Linked DNA regions of Homo sapiens: region 1 is linked to region 2. A link is a contact called in ENCODE Hi-C or POLR2A ChIA-PET data. All regions are on one chromosome and are shown on one strand. The core of a region is the stretch at or near the end of the contact, and the rest is flanking DNA. Distances in the headings are between cores, read along the strand shown. Region 1 has its middle 29 kb from the start of SOWAHB. Region 2 overlaps SHROOM3 (shroom family member 3).

Region 1 (4,435 bases), core at 379-2,878, 110 kb after region 2:
GCTGATCCAGGAAGCCAAGCAGCATCATTCTGCAGGCCTCACTTCCATGACATCTCACAAGTTAAGACTCACTGGCTTGGAATTCTAGCCAGCCAATAGCAACAGGCTGAAATCTGCCTGAGACAGATTCGGGTTCCCGGAGGAAGGGGCAGCCGCCATCTCTGTGGTTCGGTAGACTCAGCCATTCCAGCCTTCCAGTTTTGGAGACCACAGACAATCCAGATGAGGAAGGGTCCCCGCCAGTGCAGCACACCTGCTCTACCAAAAAGCATCCAGACTACGTTTTTAAGTGGGTCCCTGAACCCGTTCCTCCTGACTGGGCGAGACTTCCCAACAGGGGTCTCCAGCCACCTCCTACAGGTGTATTCAGGCTGGCAACAGGTCAGTAACCCCCAGGATGGAGCTTCCTGAGGAAAAAGCTGGCTGTCATTTTTGATGTTTTCCAGCCTTCACTGGTGATACCTCCAGGTATGGGAAAACCCAAAGCAACTAGTGTCTGGAGTGGACCCCCAGCAAACCACAGCAGCCCTTTGGTAGAGTGGTCTATTAAAAGAAAAACAGAAGACAACAACAACAACAGCAACAAAAATACCCCATAAAAATCCCACTCAGGTCAGCAACCTCAAAGACCATAGGTAGAAAAGCCCACAAAGATGAGAAAGAATCAACATAAGCCCGGGAGTTAGAAGCTGCAATGAGCTATGGTCGTGCCACTGCACTAAAGCCTGGGTGACAGAGCGAGACTGTCTCTAAAAATTATAAAATAAAAGAAGAGGTTTTGGAGAGATCATAGCAGACAGAAGGCAGGACTAGATTGCAGCTCTGGACAGAGCAGTGGGCAGCAGCTTGCATTGTGAATTTTAGCTCCAGATCAACTGCAAGAACAAACCAGCAATACTGAGAGAAACCACAGACCCTCTGACAGAAGTGGACTGCTCCTGCAGAACCCAGGAGACCACCCCCGCACCCCCCGCCAAAACAAAACAAAACAAAAAAACTGTGAGTGCCCTAATTGCGGAAGCGGGAAAGGGAGACCCTCCTCTCCCGAACACACACCTCCACTGGAGAAGGTGAAGGTCTGTTTGCAGAAGTTTCCGACTTTACCTGGAGCTAAGTCAATTTGGAGACCCGAGTGAAATACAGGGGTAGAGGAAGCAGCAGAAAGGCCCTGGGAGCTCGCAGGTTACGGGAGAGAAGCATAGAGTAAAACTACACGGGGAGAAGCAAATCTATAGCTGAACTTTGTAACAATTTGAACGGGGTGAGAAGCCTCCTAGCCTGAACTCGGGGTAGGATGCAAATCTGGTGCGCAGACTCCACAGGCAGGGGAGGAACTAAGCCCTTTTCTTTCGCAGCTGGGAGGTGGATAGCCTGGGGCACGTTTTCAAGCCCATATTGCTCTCCACCTGGAAACGGTCTGGGGGCTCTTGAGGGGTAGGGGGACGCGGTGGGAGTGAGACCAGCCCTTCGGGTTGCATGGGAGGTGGGTGAGGCCTGTGACTGCCGGCTTTCCCCCACTTCCCTGACAACCTGCATGACTCAGCAGAGGCAGCCATAATCCTCCCAGGTACACAACTCCAGTGAGTTGACAATCTCACCCCCATCCCCCACAGCAGCCACAGCAAGACCCACCCAAGGAGAGTCTGAGCTCAGAACATGCCTAGCCCCGCCCCCACCTGATGGTCCTTCCCTATCCACCCTGGTAGGGGAAGACAAAGGGCATATAATCTTAGGAGTTCTAGGGCCCCGCCCACTACCAGTTCCTCACTATAGTACCACAGCTGATGCTCTCTGGAAAGTGCCACCTCCTGGCAGGAGGCCAACCAGCACGAAAAGAGAGCATTAAACCACCAAAGTTAAGAACCCTCACTGAGTCCATTGCCTCCACCACCTCCACTGGAACAGGCACTGGTATCTATGGCTGTGAGACCCATAGACAGTTCACATCACAGGACTCTGTGCAGACAACCCCCAGTACCAGCCTGGAGCCGCGTAGACTCGCTGGGTGGCTAGACCTAGAAGAGAGACAACAGTCACTGCAGTTTGGCTCACAGGAAGTCACATCCATAGGAAAAGGGAGACAGTACTGCATCAAGGAAACACCCCATGGGACAAAAGAATCTGAACAACAACCTTCAGCCCTAGACCTTCCCTCTGACAGAGCCTACCCAAATGAGAAGGAACCAGGAAACCAACCCTGGTAATATGACAAAACAAGGCTCTTCAGCGCCCTCCCCCGACGCCCACAAATCACACTAGTTCACCAGCAATGAATCCAAACCAAGAAGAAATCCCTGATTTACCTGAAAAATAATTCAGGAGGTTACCAGCCTGGCCAACATGGCGAAACCCTGTCTCTACTAAAAATACAAAAATTAGCCCAATGTAGTGGTGCACACCTGTAATCTCAGCTACTCAGGAGGCTGATGCAGGAGAATTGCTTGAACCTGGGAGGCAGAGGTTGCCATGAGCTAAGATCGCCCCACTGCTCTCCAGCCTGGGTGACAGAGCGAGACTCCTTCTCAAAAAAAAAAAAAAAGAAAGAAAGAAAAAGAAAAGAAAACAAACAAAAAAACCCAGCACTCTGGGAGGCCGAGGCGGGTGGATCACAAGGTCAGGAGATCAAGACCATCCTGGCTAACACAGTGAAACCCCATCTTTACTGAAAAATACAAAAAATTAGCTGGGCATAGTGGCAGGCGGCTGTACTACTCGGGAGGCTGAGACACAAGAATGGTGTGAACCTGAGAGGCAGAGCTTGCAGTGAGCTGAGATCATGCCACTGCACTCCAGCCTGGGTGACAAAGCGAGACTCCGTCTCAAAGAAAAAAAAAGGAATTCAGGAGGTTAGTTATTAAGCTAATCAGGGAGGAACCAAAGAAAGGCAAAGCTCAGTGCAAGGAAATCCAAAACATGATACAAGAAGTGAGGGGAGAAATAGTCAAGGATTATCAAGAAATATTCAATAGCTTAAAGAAAAATCAACAAAAAAAATTCAGGAAACTTTGGACACACTTTTAGGAATGCAAAATACTCTGGAAAGTCTCAGCAATATAATTGAATAAGTAGAAGAAACAAATTCAGAGCTTGAAGACACGGTCTTTGAATTAACCCAATCCAACAAAGACAAAGAAAAAAGAATAAGAAAATATGAACAAAGCCTCCAAGAAGTCTGTTCTCGTGCCATTAATAAAGACATACCCAAGACTGGGTAATTATAAAGGAAAGAGGTTTAATTGACTCACAGTTCCACATGGCTGGGGAAGGCCTCACAATCGTGATGGAAGGTGAAGGGGAAGCAAGACATGCTTTCATGGCAGCAGGCTAGAAAGCTTGTGCAGGGGAACTCCCATTTATAAAACCACCAGATCTCGTGAGAGTTATTCACTACTGCAAGAAGAGTATGGGGGAAACCACCCCCATGATTCAATTATCTCCACCTGGATCCGCCCTTGACACGTGGGGAATATTAGAATTAAAGGTGAGATTTGGGTGGGGACACAGCCAAACCATATCAAATTAAACTAAAAAGCTTCTGCACAGCAAAAGAAGCTATTATCAGAGTGAACGGACAACCTATAGAATGAGAGAAAATGTTTGCAATCTATCCATCCAACAGAGGCCTAATATTCAGAATCTACAAAGAACTTCAACAAATTTACAAGAAAAAAACAAACAACCTCATTAAAAAGCAGGCAAAGGACATGAACAGACACCTCTCAAAAGAAGTCATACATTTGGCCAACAAAATATGAAAACAAGTTCAACATCATTGATCATTAGACAAATTGCAAGTCAAAACCACAATGAGATACCATCTCACACAAGTGAGAATGCCTATTATTAAAAAATCAAAAAACAACAGATGCTGGTGAGGTTGTGGAGAAAAAGTAATGCTTTTACACTGTTGGTGTGAGGGTAAATTAGTTCGGCCATTGTAGAAGACAGTGTGGTGATTCCTCAAAGACCTAGAGGCAGAAATACCATTTGACCCAGCAATCCTATTACTGGGTATATACCCAAAGAATACAAATCATTCTATTATAAAGATATATGAATACATATGTTCAATGCAGCACTATTCACAATAGCAAAGACATGGAATCATCCTCAATTCCCATCAACAATAGACCAGATAAAGAAAATGTGGTACATATACACCATGGAATACCATGTAACCATAAAAAAGGAATGAGATCATGTCCTTTGTGGGGACATGGATGGAGCTGGAAGCCATGATCCTTAGCAAACTAATGCAGGAACAAAAAACCAAACACCACATGTTTTCACATAAGTGGAAGCTGAATGATGAGAACACATGGACACATGGGGGGAAATAACACACATTGGGGTGTGGCAGAGGGGTCATGTTGCAGGAGGGAGAGCATCAGGAATAATAGCTAATGGATGCTGAGCTTAATACCTAGGTGACAGG
Region 2 (4,482 bases), core at 1,583-4,082:
TGTTAATCATAGTACGAAGACAAGAGTCACATCAACTGGACAATATTGAAATGTCAAAATAATTTGGAAGGTGGAATTTGGAGGAATGTGCCCTCTGTTCTCCATGAATGCCTATTAGGATCAGTCAGTTTTCCTCCATGCTGACATAATTCTCCCTGAATACATGAAATTCAGACTTTACATTAGTGCTTTTTAAAAAACATAAAATGTTCTAATTTATAGAAAAGTAGAGATTTTGCACTGTTCAAGTTTTATGAGAGTTTGATGCCTTCATGGGTCACAAAGAGACAATAGTTGTCATTATTATATACTTCTTTCCTGTTTTCAAACATTCTCCACTCTTTTTATCTCCATTTTAAAGAAAAACACTAGAGGATACCAATCCAACTAAATTCAGACATTCACTTGTTAATTTCAAACATAAAAATTTACTTGTCTATATAAAAATGGGCAAAAGACTTAGACATTTATCCAAAGATGGCAGACACATGGCCAACAAGCATTGAAAAGATGCTCAACACCACTAATCATCAGAGAACTCAAAACCACAATGAGATGTTTACCTCACACACATTAGAATGGCTGCAATTAAAAAAACGAAAAACAACCAGTGTTGGTGAGGATATGGGGAAATTAGAAACCTTGCACACTGTTAGTGGGAATGTAAAATGGTGCAGCCGTATGAAAAACAGCATGGAGATCTCAGAACATTAAAAATAGAACTACCATATGATCTGGCAATGCCACTTCAGAGTATGTGTCCAAAAAAATTGAAAGCAGGGTCTCCAAGACCCATGTTCACACCCATGTTCATAGCAGCTGTATTTACTATTCACAATAGCCAAGAGGTGGAAACAACCCAAATGTCTACTCATGACAGATGATTGGATAAACAAAATGTGGTATAGCCATACAATGGAATATTACTCAGCCTTAAAAAGGAAATTCTGCCACATGCTTCAACATGACATTACGTGAAGTGAAATATAAGCCAGTCACAAAAAGACATACTGTATAATTTCACTTGTATGAAGTACTTAAAGTAGTCAAATTCACACAAAACACAAAATAGTGATTTCCAGGGGTTAGTAGGAGGGGGAAATGGGGAGTTATTATTTAGTGGGTACATAGTTTTAGGTTTGCAAGTTGTGAAAGTTCTGGAGATCTGTTTCACAACAGTGTGAACATATTAACACTACTGAACTTAAAAATGGTTAAGATGAAATTTTATGTTGTTTTTTCTAACCACAATTTTTTAAAAATGCTTTTTCTTTTTTTTTTTAAAGCAAAACAAAACAAAGGTGAGACTAATTGCTCTCAAAATCCATTCTTGAATAGTAGGATTCCTGGATACATATCAGCAGACTCTGGGTGACCCTCTCACACTCTATTATAAAAGGGACTTGAACAAAGTCTTTTTTTATCCCAAACTTCATTCCTAAAAACACAAAATAATCACCACGGAGAAGCATTCTCAACCAAGCTAAGCATTTACCACTGATATTATCTTCAAAAAGAAAATGCCACTTTAGTATAGTTTGTGTAAACTAAGGTCACACAAACTAAAAACATCATATAAAAGTCTATTGGGCTGGATCTTTAAAGGATAAGTGCTATATTATTGTATGTTTTAGTGATGTCTTCCCCTTTAGAAAAGCCTCAAGATATAATAAATAAAATAAAGGCATCTGAATTAGTCGTTAAAACATCAGATTTCAACTGACTCCACATCCTGTTAAAGGATGCTGGGTTTAAAAACAGTTTGTATGCTACAGTCTGGAGAGCAGCTGGGCAAAGGAGACGTCACTGTTCAACAGACATTTGCTGAGGGGGTACTTGGTGGCAGGTACTGGGGATGCCAGGATGGATGAGACAGAAGTGAAGAGCATCCCCAGCGGGAAGCCACCAGGAAGTGCAGAGTGGCTACACTTCTCTATGGAGAGGTTCCTGGTAAAGAAACCATGTCTGAATGAAAGGGACTGGTCATGGGAAGGGAGGGGTTGCATCAGAGAGAGAGGTGGGCCCTTTATTCCATCATCTGCATCTATGTATAATAAAGGAAAAATAAAGGCATGAGAAGAGCTAATTTGGTTCTTTGCCATCTTCTTCCACCACATGCTGCATTCTGTTTGCCTGGCACTTGGATGATCTTGTGGCAAGCCCTGTGTTATTGCTCTGATGTGGGACTGAGTCACCACTCCCTCAGAGGAGTCAGATCTGTGAGATGAAATGTGCCATCTGCACTCCAGATCCACTCACATAGCCAGTCAGGGAACTGCAGACAGGGAATGTACAAATCACGGTGGGTTTGCTGGAGAGCTTTTTATCCTCACATTAACTCTTGCATAGCAGGTAGTGCCACAGACTCTTTTTTCTGTTTTGTTTTGTGGATTTTTCTCCTTTAGAACACAATAACAAAAGTTTTGCGAATTGTTGGGTTTTTCCTCGGAGTCTAGCGTACAGTTGTTTAAATCACCATGTACTATATTTGCTTATTATTGCCAGCCTCTTTCTCCAGAGGTAACTGCTTATTAGCTCCTTAGGTGAGACTCTCCCCCTCCTTTTTATTTTTCATCAGATGAAATGAAAACACTAGGAGAGTAAGCAAAAGTTGTAAATAAAACCTTCAAATTCAGCAGCCCATGCAAATGCTTTCAAAACAGACCTCCCCCGTGGGGATCGCACTGGGAGAGAAGAAGGCAGCATTATTTTTCCCCAGAGCTGGGAGCTATTTCCTGAAGTAGTCCTAAAAGGGGCTGAAGAAATGTACTGTTTGTTTTTATAGCCTGAAGCCTGTCCTCAAAAGCTGCCTTATGTTGCATGGTGTGTACAGGATGTGGGGGCGGTGAGAGGGTTAATAAAAGAAAATGCCTTGTGAACCCAGTCATTCCATGTGACATTTTCCTGTAGGAATTTATGCCTGCCTAGTACTGGTTTAACTTGGGTCTTCCTGTGAGCAGCCAGGGAAGACAGTGTGCAGTTTCTGGGGGAAGGAAAAGAGGTCCTCCTTCCTCTTAAATGCTTTTCTCATCTATGTAAGGAGCATTGGGCTGCATGTTTGCCCCTTTCTTCAGAGCTGTAACCCTCCTGTCTGTGTGCCGTTCCAGGTCACTCAGTTGTTCAGAAAGAGGCCAAGAAGAGATGCTGCCGCTCTTCCACCATCTCACCCCTCGTTGGGGTGGTTCAGGCTGCAAAGCCATTGGTGATTCCTCCGTTCCTAGTGAATGTCCTGGAACCCTGGACCATCAGAGGCAAGCCAGTAGGACACCCTGCCCCAGGCCACCACTGGCAGGAACGCAAGGGCTGGTCACAGACACCAGGGCTGCACCCCTGACCCCAATTGGCACCCCTCTGCCTTCAGCCATTCCCTCTGGCTACTGCTCACAGGACGGTCAGACAGGGCGACAGCCTCTCCCGCCCTACACCCCTGCCATGATGCACAGAAGCAATGGTCACACCCTGACCCAGCCTCCCGGTCCAAGAGGCTGTGAGGGCGATGGCCCAGAGCATGGGGTAGAAGAGGGAACGAGGAAGAGGGTCTCGCTGCCTCAGTGGCCACCTCCTTCTCGAGCAAAGTGGGCCCACGCAGCCAGAGAGGACAGCCTTCCTGAGGAATCCTCAGCCCCTGATTTTGCAAACCTGAAGCACTATCAAAAACAGCAGAGTCTTCCAAGTTTATGCAGCACTTCTGACCCAGACACACCTCTTGGGGCCCCGAGCACTCCAGGGAGGATCTCCCTCCGAATATCTGAGTCTGTCCTGCGGGACTCCCCGCCACCTCATGAGGATTATGAAGACGAAGTGTTTGTGAGGGATCCGCACCCCAAGGCCACGTCCAGCCCCACATTTGAACCTCTTCCCCCACCCCCACCTCCTCCACCGAGTCAGGAAACCCCGGTGTATAGCATGGATGACTTCCCTCCACCTCCTCCCCACACTGTATGTGAGGCGCAGCTGGACAGTGAGGATCCCGAGGGGCCACGCCCCAGGTGAGTGAGCAGACTGGGCAGCTTTCCCCCACTAACAGGAGAGTGTCATGCCCCAGGTGGCCCAGGTCCTTCTGCTGGCCACAGAAGAACCCTGGCATGGAGATGTTTCTATACAGCTCAGCTCAGGACACTGTTGATCTGTTTGCCTCAGGAGGTAGTTGGACCAGTGTCATTGGGTACTGAGGAGTCAGGGTGGCAGAAATGAAAGCTGGGACCCAAGGGGCACATTTCACTTCTGGGGACAGGATAGGCTTAGGCGGTCCAAGTAAATCCCTCCTCCCTGGATGAGTTCTGAATCAGTTAGGAAATAAGACAAAAGAGGAGGGCATATAGAAGACAAAAACATCACTTTTATTACTGACAGAGCTAACATTAAAGAATATGGCTTCAGATTGTAAGTGGGTCTCTTGATACTGAACCCCCAAGTTAAACAGCTTTACCTACCTCATCAAAGGTCATGTTAGACACACAAATACACATAGATATTAATATA

Evidence for each region. Hi-C counts contacts between places; a loop is a spot of excess contacts on that map. ChIA-PET counts read pairs that join two places held with the same protein, here RNA polymerase II (POLR2A). Pooled maps may share reads with other maps.
Region 1: a map of PC-9 shows a loop between it and region 2 (4-fold over the local background). The contact joins two enhancer-like sites. A Hi-C loop is called at or near these places in 2 of 168 maps with a recorded cell type or tissue (PC-9 and endothelial cell of hepatic sinusoid) and 2 of 50 pooled maps. POLR2A ChIA-PET finds 5 or more read pairs at or near these places in 2 of 52 experiments (AG04450 and activated CD4-positive, alpha-beta T cell).

What each region holds. Positions count from the first base shown.
Region 1 is chr4:76,866,748-76,871,182 of GRCh38, forward strand. No RefSeq gene overlaps it. Among named protein-coding and RNA genes, the nearest start is that of SOWAHB, 29 kb to the right of the region's middle. Within about 2 kb of position 1,629, at least 2 of the 41 ENCODE cell types and tissues checked have a DNase peak (open chromatin) inside an H3K27ac peak, as active enhancers do.
Region 2 is chr4:76,751,204-76,755,685 of GRCh38, forward strand. SHROOM3 (shroom family member 3) reads left to right here. Exons shown (of 11, transcript NM_020859.4): 7 at 3,108-3,989. The region is part of intron 1 of SHROOM3-AS1 (SHROOM3 antisense RNA 1); the gene reads right to left. Among named protein-coding and RNA genes, the nearest start is that of SHROOM3-AS1, 49 kb to the right of the region's middle. RefSeq lists a silencer at 2,713-3,007. Within about 2 kb of position 2,833, at least 10 of the 41 ENCODE cell types and tissues checked have a DNase peak (open chromatin) inside an H3K27ac peak, as active enhancers do.